Regions from separate parts of the Homo sapiens genome. Here region 1 is linked to region 2. Evidence: chromatin contacts called from ENCODE Hi-C or POLR2A ChIA-PET data. All regions are on one chromosome and are shown on one strand. The core of a region is the stretch at or near the end of the contact, and the rest is flanking DNA. Distances in the headings are between cores, read along the strand shown. Region 1 overlaps IGF1R (insulin like growth factor 1 receptor). Region 2 overlaps IGF1R (insulin like growth factor 1 receptor).

The links. Hi-C counts contacts between places; a loop is a spot of excess contacts on that map. ChIA-PET counts read pairs that join two places held with the same protein, here RNA polymerase II (POLR2A). Pooled maps may share reads with other maps.
Region 1: a loop to region 2 is called in a map with no recorded cell type, with 5 times the contacts of the local background. The contact joins two enhancer-like sites. A Hi-C loop is called at or near these places in 64 of 168 maps with a recorded cell type or tissue (A673, B cell, CD14-positive monocyte and 40 more), 36 of 37 single-sample maps with no recorded cell type and 44 of 50 pooled maps. POLR2A ChIA-PET finds 5 or more read pairs at or near these places in 14 of 52 experiments (AG04450, CD4-positive, alpha-beta T cell, CD4-positive, alpha-beta memory T cell and 11 more).

What each region holds. Positions count from the first base shown.
Region 1 is chr15:98,864,365-98,870,910 of GRCh38, forward strand. The region is part of intron 2 of IGF1R (insulin like growth factor 1 receptor); the gene reads left to right. Among named protein-coding and RNA genes, the nearest start is that of MIR4714, 83 kb to the left of the region's middle. Within about 2 kb of position 1,772, at least 34 of the 41 ENCODE cell types and tissues checked have a DNase peak (open chromatin) inside an H3K27ac peak, as active enhancers do; they include adrenal gland, ascending aorta, heart left ventricle and 1 more, where a contact is called at or near this core.
Region 2 is chr15:98,776,020-98,782,531 of GRCh38, forward strand. All of the region lies in intron 2 of IGF1R (insulin like growth factor 1 receptor), which reads left to right. LOC124903560 (a long non-coding RNA gene) reads right to left here. Exons shown (of 2, transcript XR_007064772.1): 1 at 1-6,512. Among named protein-coding and RNA genes, the nearest start is that of MIR4714, 5.2 kb to the right of the region's middle. RefSeq lists enhancers at 277-1,184, 1,185-2,091. Within about 2 kb of position 3,757, at least 14 of the 41 ENCODE cell types and tissues checked have a DNase peak (open chromatin) inside an H3K27ac peak, as active enhancers do; they include adrenal gland, ascending aorta, heart left ventricle and 1 more, where a contact is called at or near this core.

The sequences.
Region 1 (6,546 bases), core at 522-3,021, 86 kb after region 2:
AATTTTCCATCACTGAAATACTAAAATCACTTGTTGTTTGAGACATCTTGGCCTGTCACCCAGGCTGGAGTGCAGTGTTGCTCTCATAGCTCACTGGAGCAGGAGCCTCAACCTCCCAGGTTTAAGTTAATGCTCCCACCTCAGCCTCCTGAGTAACTGCCACTACAGGCGTGTGCCACCATGCCCAGCTAATTTTTTAATTTTTCGTAGAGATGGGGTCTGTGTTGCCCAGGTCCCTCTTGAACTCCTGGCCTCAAGCTATCTTCTCCAGTCGGCCTCCCAAAGGGCTGTGATTACAGGCGGGAGCCACAGCGCTCAGCCTAAAAATAACTCTTTAGCCAAAAGAAAGTTTTAAAAAATTGTCTGTTGTATTCTTTGATTTTACTCTATGTGGTCTTTTCTATTATTTTTAAAATAAAAAAGATTTATACTCCTCAAGTGTAACATTTTATCAAATCTCATGCTTCTGTTTGATGAAACCGAATGGCTAAATTTTTTAAATATCATGCAATCCATCCCAGTTTGTAATTTTATTATGGCCCTCACACAAGAGCGTGCAAGCTATACTAAGCTTCCTGTGGCCCTCGTTTTTCCTCACTGATATTTGTAACTCATTCCAAATTAAATTTTAGGAGTCTGAAATGTAGCTGTTATATTTGGGAGATGTGAAGAAAAGAATCGTAGGCATCTCAGTAGGCTAGGTATCAGATCACACATGCTTGCTGGACCAAAGAGGACTCCTTACAGTAGGATACATGATTCTGAGTTAGTTTGTGTACTAAGTATATACTATATAGCTTTTGAAGGGGAGACGGGCACAGAATTCACAATATCATGCACTAAGGGTTATTTTGTGTTTGCAGTTTCCAGATGAATGTTTTAAAGTTGGCTGCAGAATACAGCGAGATAGGTAAAATCTATTTGAGTATTACTTACAGACCCCAAAGGATATCCCAAAGGATATGTTGGACTAATTCCTAAAATATCCTGTAAGTCATTGCAGGTACAGGCGTGGATCTGGGTTTGGAAACGCCGCCTGGATCGCTGGCTGGGCTCCTGCAGCCGCCAAGGAGGGGCTGGCTGGAGGTGGGGCTCGGCGTGCATAGCGGCCACGTGACTGCGCCCCGGCCACGCCCACCGTCCCTCACGTGGTCCCAGGCCACGCTGGGCTTCGGCATGTGCTAAAGTGGATAGAAAAGGGAGTGGGGCCCGGGCGTGGCTTTGTGGTTTGGGAAGATATGAACTCCTTGGGGTTTTTTTCTCTTTTAATTCTTTAATTTTGATATTTGGAAATGCGTAAAAGGTTTTTCATTTGTCCTTGACCACGTGGTCCAAACCTCAATTTCCCTAGCAGAACGCGGTTTCGATCACTGGTGGATCCGTCTCACAGCACCAGTCATGCTGCCTCGCTGGGAAGTGGAGGGCTCAGGATTCCCGTGGTTCACGATCCATTTTATGTTGGAAGGAAATCATTTTGAACTATCTCAGTACACACCCTAGTGTATCTTTAAACCTAATTGAGTGTTGATGGAAAATCTGCGGTCCGAGAACCGTAAGAAAAGGGGGCTCCCACCTCCCGCTCTGGGGTCGCCACTTGCCTCGCAGGCAGGAGGAGGCTCCCAGAGTAGATACAACTTGCCCGTCACCCGGATGGGTTGGTAGTGCACATATGCACGGGGCGCAGTTTAAAATGAAAGTAAAAGATGCAAATGTGTTTGCAAAAGAAAAATTAACATAGGATACGTGCGGGCGTTCTCAGTTGAACTCGGTCTTACTGTTCCACGCGAGCACCCCATGACTCAGAGCCCAAATCTCAGCGGAACAGCCCAGGACGCTCCTGCCGTCCACAGGAAGACGCCTCTGTCTCTGTCCCCCGCCGCCACCACACAGATGCACGTACTCTCTTCACTTCCGTGTACCCAGTAAATGCAGATCCTGATTTAAATCTGCAGCACGCTGCTTTCTTCCCATTGCATGTGGGAAGCTTCAGGTTCTCTTCGGTTTATTTTCTCATCACCTTTATTAAAATGCAGTAAAGCAAGGAGTATATTAATGCGGGCCTCTGCAAATAGAGGGAATTTATTGAAAAGCAGAATGGCTTGAAAGATTGAACTTCATCTTAAAAATCAGAAACAGACTCTTGTTATTAATAGCTTTAGAAACGAAAATCTAACTTCTGATAAATTATTTCAGAGGAGTGGTTCAAACGTGTAGTAGATAGCTCTGCCTGGTCATCAATTATAGTGACGTCCTTGCATCAGCTCCAGAAACTCAGAATATTCATGAGCTTTCCAGTCTGACTCAGACCTTCAGGAGCCATGAAATTTTCCTGTTGGGATGAGAGGAAGCGCTGGCGGTCGTTTCGGCAGCTTAATGAAACCAGAAATAGATAAGCACGAGTGAGGGGTGATGTCCGCTTGTTTGCTCCCATCATGTTGTTTTTAATGTGTGAAAGTGAAAGTTTTAAAAGTCATACTAAATGTGTGATCCTTTTTAGAATTCACTGGGTACGGGTACGTGGAGGAAGTGTTTTTGTTTTTGTGAATTTGTTTAAACAAATGACTGAGGCTTTGTTTTCCACTCTGTCTGGCCAAGCACCATTGCTACACTTTTTTAAATTCATGACATCCTGAGCAGTGAAGCTGTTCTTCAGCCCGCCTCTCCATTTGTGACTGGAAGACAAGGAGGCAGACACCAATGGCGCCTCTCACAATGGAGGTTTATTTTTTTTTAATCTAACGGAGGGATTGTAGATGGTGTAAAACTTCCTTGTGCCAGGAGAGAAAGGGGGAGAGAGAGAGAGAGAGAGAGAGAGAGAGAAATAACCCATTCTAAACAACTTTAGGAATAGATGATCCGTAGGCATCAACTTTGCGCAGCAACAAAAGCCACTTTCTGAACCTCGTTCTGTGAAGTTTTAAAACAAATTGGGTTTGTTTAATTAAAATATTTCTTAAAGGCAAAAAGCACTGAGCTAATTTTTAAGAATTTTAAGTTATATATTAATATGAGTAGTGATTTATAATTTTCTGTTGAAATACATAAATTCGAGAAGCCCCACCCCTACCACTTGCCAGTCTTGAGTCCCCACGGCTCCTTTGCCTAGGTCTAAAGTCACTGCTTGCACACTCCTGCCTTGCATATGCCTTGCCATCGTGTGGGCCTCTTGGCTGGAAGTGTTCTTGTCCTCCCGTTAGGTATCTTTTATGACGTGAATCCTTACCTCTAATTATTATCTGTGTGTACATCTCATCACCTGCATCTGACTGTGTGCCTTGTGTATGTCTCTTAGCCCTCACAATTGCCTGACATGCCTTACAAACGGGTAGACCAAGTGTTAAATGAACAAATATTTAATAAGAACTTAAAAGCTTTTTGACTTTATATATTTTTAAAGCCATTGTGATTAAACACTATGTTTGATGTGGTGCTAATTCTGTGCTTTATCAACTGTGTGAATTGTAGTATTTTTAAAGTAGGAATAATTGAGAAATATTTTGAAGTTAGGTTAAGCATAGCAGTAAAGTTTCCACTTTTTAAAATAGCCAAATCCAGGCCAGGCGCAGTGGCTCGTGTCTCCAATGTCAGCACTTTGGGAGGCCAGGGCGGGCAGATCGCTTGAGGTCGGGAGTTCGAGACTAGCCTGGCCAACGTGACGAAACCCCGTCTCTGCTAAAAATACAAAAATTAGATGGTTGTGGTGGTGCATGCCTGTAATCCCAGCTACTCAGAGAAGTGTTTGAACCCGGGAGTTGGGGGTTGCAGTGAGTTGAGATTTCACCACTGCACTCCAGCTGGGGCAAAAGAATGAGTGAAACTCTGTCTCCAAAAAAAAATCAGAGCGTGGTGGTGCACACCTGTAGTCCCAGATACTTGGGAGGCTGAGATGGAGGTCAAGGCTTCAGTGAGCCATGATGGCACCACTGCACTCCAGCCTGGACAACAGAGTAAGACCTTGTCTCCAAAAAAAAAAAAAAAAAGCCAAATCTGTTGGGTTTTTTTTTTTGGGGGGGGGGTCCTTTAGAATGGCCCTGACAGATCTTTAAGGCATGGAAATGAGCCTTATGCAAGCTCCTGGCAATCAGTATGTGAGTTCTGTCTCCTTGGCAAGATACAGCCTCTTAGACCCTCAGTCTGGGGAAATAATGCTGATTTCTCCTACGAGTTACGAGAATTACGCTAGAAAACTCTGTGGCGCATACAGGTGCCCTGTAGCCTGTTGGTTAGAAGCACTGACCCTGAAGTCAGGTCGCCCAGGTTGGAATTCCAGCTCTGCCTTCTTCAAGCTGTGTGACTCTGGGAAGTCACACACACTCTCTCTTTGTGCCTCAGGCTCTGGTTCTGAAGATGGGAACGGCAGGCCCTCCCTCTTTGGCTTGTTGCACAGATGAAATCTGACAGCGTATGCCAAGCGCTTAGCACGGGTAGCAGTGAGTGCCCCGTAAATGTTAGGTACCTTCCTACTACTACTAAACATTCATTCTTCCCTTCCCTGCTAGTACCTGCAGCTCTGACTCATCTCACACCCTTGAGAGAGGATTATCTTCATTAAAAAGTTTTTGGTCTGCCCAGAAGCAAGTGTTACCTGTGAGAGAGCTGGGCTTGTGCATAGGTTAGATTATTTCTTTGGGTTATTCCTGGGGAAACCTGCAAAGAAATGCAGCCAGAGGCCTCTGGTTCATTTTACTGCTCATCTCCTAAAAGTGGTTTCTCAGATTTTTATCCTTTTTTTCTCTTTTTCGAGGAAGGGGCAAGGAAATATTTTTTCATATTATTCTTGTCATCGTCTATTTATTTAATAACAGTTGACTGTTGAAACATAGGAAAGTACTTATCCGCCAGGAAACTCCCTTCTATTATTGGACTTACTTGCTTTCCATTTATATGTTGTCTAATTCCAAAGAGATTTCGAGACAGCTTTCAATTAAAAAAAACAAACAACAACAACAACAAAAAAAAACACCACATACCGCATGGGTATTACACAGGACCTGTATGGTCAAATTGGCAACGACCACACCACATGAGAAGGAAGATTATTCTTCCTGGAACCTGGCTCCCTTGAGATTCTTTTTTTTTTTTTTTTTTAGACGGCGTTTCGCCCTTGTTGCCCAGGCTGGAGTGCAATGGCACGATCTCCGGCTCACCGCAACCTCCACCTCTCGGGTTCAAGCGATTCTCCTGCCTCAGCCTCCCGAGTAGCTGGGATTACAGGCATGTGCCACCACACTCGGCTAATTTTGTGTTTTTAGTAGAGATGGGGTTTCTCCATGTTGGTCAGGGTGGTCTCGAACTCCCATCCTCAGGTGATCCACGCGCCTCACCCTCCCAAAGTGCTGGGATTACAGGCATGAACCACCGCACTCCCTTGAGATTCTTGTAAGCCAAGGCAGAAGAAGAGACATCTTAAAGTCTGTATGTGCACACCTGCCTCCCCCCATTTTATATACAATTCAAGGGCTTTGCTTTTGGAAAGTTTGCCTATGTAGTCGTCCAGGGCTAAATTAACACCTGTCTCTATCTGTGTGTAAGGCTCTCTGGGAGGAGCTGTGAGGCAAATAAAAATAAGGAATGGTGTCCCGCAAGGAGCTTACAATGTGTGCATTACAAGTATATACTGAGCATGGCCCTGGGAACACAGTGAAAAAACAGGATTCCTGCCCTAGTACAGTGTACACTAGTGGAAGAGAGAGAGGCAGTAAACCTAAAAGTAAGTCTTTTAAAAACTGTGGTAAAATGCACATAACATAAAATTTACCATCCAACCGTTTTTATGTGTACAGTTCAGTGACAGTAAGAACATTCACATTGTTTTGCAGCCGTGACCATCATTTATATTCAGAACTCTTTTCATCTCGCACAACTGAAGTTGTACCTATTAAACAGTAACTCCTCATTCTCTCTTCCACCTAGGCCCTGGCCAAAAACAAAAATAAGTCTTTGATTGTAAACACGATCAGTGCTTTGAAGGAGATGGGAAGGATGTTATCATAAAATGATGGGGCTGCAGGAATGGCACCTACTCAGAGAGGGCGGTCAGGAGAGACCTCTTGGGAATGATGACATCCAGCAGGCAGGTCATTAAGGCATCTCTAGGCAGGTCCAGAGTGCAAGGAGGCATAAGCCAGGCAGGTGGAACAGCGTGTGTGAAGGCCCAGAGTCAGGAAATGGTCTGCTTCCTTCCAAGGAAAAGAAAACAGCCAGTGTGGTTGGAGCAGGGGCTAGGAGAGAAAAGATGTGCATGTGTGTGTGTGTTTGTGTATCCCCATCATGATTTAGTACTGTCAGCGCTTCTGTGTTCTGAACCTGGAGTACAGGCAGACACAGCCGCATCCCAGAAGCTCAAGAGTGCCCATACCAGGAAATTACAGAAATCTTTGCCAAATGGATGAGTGAATGCAACTTCCTTGATACAGGGTCAGAGAGGGGAAATCTGAGAAAAGCAGGTGGGCAATGTACTCCTGACATACTCCCTTCCGTTGCAATGGCCTTGAGTGATGGAGCAAGAGTGAAGGAATGTTCCCATGGCACTGGCACCAGGATGAC
Region 2 (6,512 bases), core at 2,507-5,006:
TACAGACTTTCTCAATCACATGTAATTGCACATCCTTTAAGCAGCTTTTGACTGACTTTGGTTTTCTCTTTTGTGGTGATTTTCCTTAAACTCCCGAAGGGAGGGTGGAAGGGGCAAGAGAAATTTTTATTTATTTATTTTAATTTAATTATTTTTTATTATTTATTTTTTTATTTTTTTTTTGAGATGGAGTCTTACTCTGTCGCCCAGGCTGGAGTGCAGTGGTGTGATCTCAGGTCACTGCAACCTCCGCCTCCCGGGTTCCAGCAATTCTCCTGCCTCGGCCTTCTGAGTAACAGGGTCTATGGGCATGTGCCACCATGCCGGGCTAATTTTTTGTATTGGTAGTGGAGATGGGGTTTTGCCATGTTGGCCAGACTGGTCTTGAACTCCTGACCTCAGATGATCCACGCGCCTTGGCCTCCCAAAGTGCTGGGATTACAGGTGTGAGCCACTGCGCCCAGCCAGATTTTATTTCTTTAAAAAAGAAACTTACTAGTTATCAGGACACTTGTGTTCTTGGTACTTGATTTTGTCAGCATTATTTTTAAGAGCCTCTTCCCTCCTTCCCCCTACCTCCCTGTTGAGCCCAGGCTCTGAAATAACATAGGTGCATGTGAAGTTCCCCTACCTGCCATTACCAGACATTGGTGCTGGGCGGCCCTCACCTCCACCTCCTCTCACCTGAGGCCACAGCGGTGTGCAAGGATGTGGTCTGTCTTGAGTGTGTTTTCAAAGCAGCTGTTTGGTCTGTGCCTTGGATGTTTTTCCACAGATAAGCCCAAAAGAGAACCACATCTTAAAACGCCCGTGACCTTGAATGGTCTTTCCGGAGGGGCGGCTGGATTTGTGCTCTCATCGTCTCAGGTATGTGTCAAGCCACTGTTGTTTCAGAGCTGGACACAGGTGCTTAGGAAAATTCCTCACTGAAGGGTTTTCAGGATTTACAAGTTCTTGCTGTTTTTGTGACCTTGTGTGGTTTCTGGTTTCACAGAAGGCTTTGTTTCTTGGTTCTTGTTGCTGCTTTCAGCCTTGGCCTGTAATCACTGGGCGCCAGGGAGGGCTGCGGTCTGTTTCCCGGGGTGTGCTCAGATACCGTGTCAGTTCACATGTGTTGCTGCAGCGGCAGGGGGCCAGGCAGGAGGGGCGGGTGTCCTGAAGCACGCTCAATTTGCTGATCAGGGCCTTCACTTGGATTTTGCACTTGCCGCAGTGGAGACATTCCTCGTAGCTACTCAGTGTGGTTTGTTTTAAGTGGGCCATCCGTTAATTCATGTGACCTGGAACTTGGTTAATGTACTTGCCAAGGTTAAAGTTGAGACGCTGTTTGTTAAACCTTTCAAAGAGGGAAGAAGGTTGCCTTGAATTCAGTTCCAGGGTTTGGGAGTCTGAGAGGGAGGTGGTGAGGGGCCCGGGGAGGCCCTGAGAAACAAAATGCTGGTTAAGGACACAGTCTGCTCACCGACCTCGGAAGTCTCTAGACGTCTAAAGAAGTCCAAGCAAGGAATGATGACCGAAGAGGAACCTCAAGGGTGCAGGCGGCTCTGGGATCTCAGCACATCTCAGTGATGGAATGAGCTGCCGGGGAATGACCCCTGTGGGGGCTGTCCAAAGTCAGAGCAGACACAAACGTAGCTCTCCAGGCCCCATACCTTGGTGGGCAAGAGGGCAGCAAGTGCATCCTCACAGTTGATGGGGAGAGCAGCATTTCAGCCTGCAGAAAAGAGAACCACACAGATGTAAGATGAGGTCTGCACTCACTTGCCTGGTCATGCAGAGACGGAGCTGGGAGCAGCTGCATGACTTTTCAGAGAAGTGGCACACGTTTACTGTAAGGGTCCCAAATGTAGACCACTGCAGATCGTAAGGTCTAGATGGAGGGACCAATAGTAGGGAAGTAGGGGAGAAGAAAGTAAAACCTTACAGTATAAAGACCCATAGATGCTCTTTTGTTTTTGATGTGTGTACGGGGGTTAGATATTTATTGAGCACCTACTGCATGACAGAGTGTTCAGCAATGACAATGCAGAGCTTAATAAGAACAGGTTCTAGACTAATCTTTTAGGGGGTGAGGATAGAACAGAAATAGGTAATTATGTCCTGAGAACATGAGAGAGTGTTGGTGGACAGAACGGCGATGTATCCCCAAGGGCAACTGAAGCCTTCACAGAAGATGCAAAGCCTGTACGTGGTCCTCGGAGTCATGCCACATGGTGACTGGTTATCTTAGTCGTAGGAAAACTGAGAAGCTTTGAGGCATGTTCTATCTGTCTTTGTGGGCATCATCTTCATTATTTGAACAATTCAGAGTGCTTGATGCCTTTTGCTTCGTTCTCACAATCCTTGACACTAAGCTGTGGGCTTGGGTTATAGTCACTCATTCTGTTATTCATGTCATTTTGCCTATCCTTCCACTTCACAGATGAGAAGACTGAGACCCAGAGAGGGTCATGGTTTTCATTAGCCAAATGGTGCAGAAACCCAGTGGTCACAGTGGCTCTCTAGCTCTTTGTCACCCACAGGGCCCTTGATAAGAGTACGGTCTTTCTCCAGGGGAGCAGGGTTGAGGAGTGGGGGCAGCCCTGGCCTGGGTGGCCATATCCTGATTTCCCCTCCCTTGGCCCATAGCTCTCTATCTTGGGTGAGGTGAGAAAGTAAGGCTGCTCCTTGACTGTGGTCCCTTTTGTGTCTGTCCTGCACTGGGCCACCTTCCCAGGGGCCTTGTGTCAGCCTGGTAGTGGTGCTAGTGGCCTTGAAGTGAGAGTGGGTGGATCACACATGGCAGATCTCTGGCAGTGACCTTTTCTGTGGATTTCCGGTGACTGATGATAGCCTCTTTGGAAGTCAGCATATGCATAGCTCTCTGTCTTTTGAAAACAATGGAAAAACCCACCACCAGCCCCAAAACCAGCTGTCTTTCTTCTTATGAATAGATATCCATGAAAAGCAGAAGAGTAGTTTCTTGTAAGTACTCTGGGAGTGCATAATACATTTTAAATAAGATTAAAAATTATGTTTTATTCTTACTAGCATCACTGTCAGATAATTGAGCGTGAGAGCATTCAGTGCTGTGTGCTTGGTACGAAGTAGTAACATCAATTCAGTGTTCAGTACATCCACTTTGTTCCAGAACAATGTATTCAAGGTCGGTGTATTTTGGCTGTGCCACAGAGTTCTGGAAATTCCCAAGAGAATAAGTTTTCACCTGTTATATAATCCAGCACAAGTGACTGTGTAGCAGCAACCTCATGTTTCATGATGACTTTAAAATGCAATTGATTCTAAAATTTAGCTTTTAAAAATTTCGACTTCAGATTTTCTCTGAAGGTTTAAGGTAGGCTTCTCCTTTATTAATTTTTTCAAGAAATATTTAAGAACACTGCTCTGTGCTATGTACCATTCTAAGCACTTTACAGATACTAATTCATTTAATCCTCAGCCTGGTTAGGTAAGTACTGCTATTCCCACCGTACAGATGAGGAAACAGCCTCAGAGGAGTTAAAACAAGTTGCTCAGGTTACACCGTCAGCGGTTTGGACTACTTCAGTTTCAGATAATCACTGTGAAATTTTACTGTTTTGAGCTACACGTTTCAAAATCTTTTCTGATGCGGAACTATCATTAAATCATATAATCCGCTTCTCTGGAGTCAGAGGTTGACAACACATTAGCACTTGACTCGAGCCTCTCCCTGGAGGAGGACATTCCGTCTGCGGGGAGCCGAGTCCGAGGCTGGAGCAACTCTGGAACCACAGCCCTCCAGTAGAGGGCACACGAGAGCAGGCTATCTGTGGAGATAGCCTGTTGGCACAGGGGTGAAGATGACAGAGGCGAACCCAAGCAAAGAGAGTTAATTAGCAGAGTTTGCCCTCCAGGCTCGGAGGGCAAGTCAGCCTGGGGACCTGGAGTTAGTTCCCTTTTCAGCTGTGACCATTGAAGACATTCATCAAGTTCTCTGGCTCCGGGATGTCAGCTGTGGTAGTGACTTGCATGGGAGGTTATCCGACATACCTCACACACTTTAACTCCACCTCTTCAGAGTTTGTGGCCAAGAATGGAGCCAGGTGGCTATTTTTTTTTTTTAAATTTATGTAATAACAAACATTCGCATTTATTGAAAACTTAAAGTATAATAAAAAAATAAATAAAATAAAAAAAGAAAAAAGAAAACTTATTCCTGTGTCAGGCACTTTTCTAAGTGCTTTGCAGTGTATTGTCTCATTTAATAGTTGTTTAAATTAACAGAGTAGGCCGGGTGTGGTGGCTCACATCTGTAATCCCAGTACTTTGGGAGGCTGAGGCGGGTGGATCACCTGAGGTTGAGAGTTCAAGACCAGCCTGACAAACATGGAGAAACCTCATCTCTACTAAAAATACAAAATTAGCCACAGTGGTGGCGCATGCCTGTAATCCCAGCTACTCAGGAGGCTGAGGCAGGAGAATCGCTTGAACCCGGGAGGTGGAGGTTGTGGAGAGCCAAGATTGCATCATTGCACTCCAGCTTGGGCAAAAAGAATGAAACTCTGTCTCAAAAAAAAAAAAAAAAAAAAAAAAAAGAGAGAGAGAGTAAATAAAATTGTAAGGTGAATATGTTATCTACTTGATGGAATTTTTTAAACTACCTTGAAAAGTTTTATAGTTTCCTATTTACAGATGAAATTAACATACTAATTATAAATCATGCCTCACTATTCACTTTAGGCAGTCTATCTCCTTAAGGATCTCCTTACGGTTTAGATAGATAAGTGAATTGCTTAATGTTTTTGGAAGTAATAAAACTGCATTTCTTTTTAATTAAACAATCCAGATAACAAGAAGTAATTCTAATAGGAAACTTGTAGGATGTATTTACAGAAAATCTACACAATCTTACTGAACAATGTAGAAAAGAAGATTTACCAGCCTGGGCAACATGGCAAGCTTTGTCTCTTAAAAAACAAAACAAAACAAAATTTAGCCGGGAGTCGTGGCATACAATTGTCATGTCCACTTCTCAGGAGGCTGAGGTGGGAGGACTACTTGAGCCCAGGAGGTCAAGACTACAGTGAGCCACATTTGTGCCGCTGTACTCCAGCCTGGATGACAGAGCGAGACCCTGTTTCAAAATAAAGAAAAAGAGATTTAAATGAAGCGAAATGCCATTTTCTCTAGGTGAGAAACTGGAATATTATCAATGTCACTTCTTCCCAAATTGATTTATAATTTAAAAACAATTTTAGTACTTCTGCAGCTTGTTTGGAGCTTGATAAAATGATTGTAGAGTTTGTCTTGAAGCTTTAATAGTGAGGCAGGTTTAAAATTGGGGGCAAAAAAGAAATGGGTTTTAGGGTGTAGAAGGGACTTGCCTGATCACTTTTGCTAGAAATAAATGTCCCTCCAAATTAAATTACTAATGTCGCACATCAGATCGTATTTAAATCCATTAGAAGATTTTACTGTTCCATTAGAGCTACCCATAGCTGGTGAAGACTCTGCTTATAGTGGAACCTAGTTTCTCAGTTTTCCATTTATATTTATTTACCTGAGCTTTTTGTAAAGTAGTAAGTACTTGACTGAATTTCTGCTATTTATCAAATGCTTTTTGAATAGAAATAATGAGTTAATAACATTTAGCCTTTTTTGGTAAATAGTATAAACAAGATAGGGCAAATATGTAAACTACTTAGAACTTTATCTACCTTGCATATTTTGTACCTCTTATTTGCATATGCATGTCACATGCTCCTTATGTACCATGTGCTATTACTGTGCCGGGGTACTGGGGCTATATTGAGTCTATTTCCTGTCTTTGTAGACTTGATGGATAATTTGGACAGCATTGTGATATTCCAGGTTTAAGAGTCTTAAGGTTCAAGACTACATTAAATGTTAATGTAGTCCAACATTTCTTGAACTCTGAAATCCTCTGAGCATCTTTTCATGCACTGGCCTAAAATGTTTTCATAGCCCAGCAAAAGGCTGATTACTTATTTCCCTCCTATTGATTTTTTTTGAGATGGGGTCTTGCTGTGTTGCCCTGTCTGCTTGTGAACTCCTGACTCCGGTGATCCTCCTGCCTTGGTCTCCTGTTTATGTTTTAAATAGCATTTCTCAAACCTATTTGAGCAAATAACTTTCCTGTTAATATGTAGTATTCCTTGAAAGAATTGAATTTGTGAGTCCCTAATCTAGACACTTTTAAAGAAGAAACAAAACTCAGTAACACATTTGGATAAAAACCTGAATATGTCCATTTTGGGATGAAAGGAAGCAGCTTTGTTTACCATGTTGAATTAAGTGGAAAACATCTTATTTTAATCATGATTGATAGAAATCTAAATTTGTAAATTCTGATTTTTATGTTTTTTTTACAATGAAAATACATTTTAAATGTCACCATCCCCTTCCCCATGAAGTCTTCATTACAACTAATTTTGAAAATACTCTCTCATTTATTTATATTATATATGCATATGTTCTACTGTATAATTTTAAATACTTAAATGGGGTTATCTTTTTGCATTGTTCTGTAT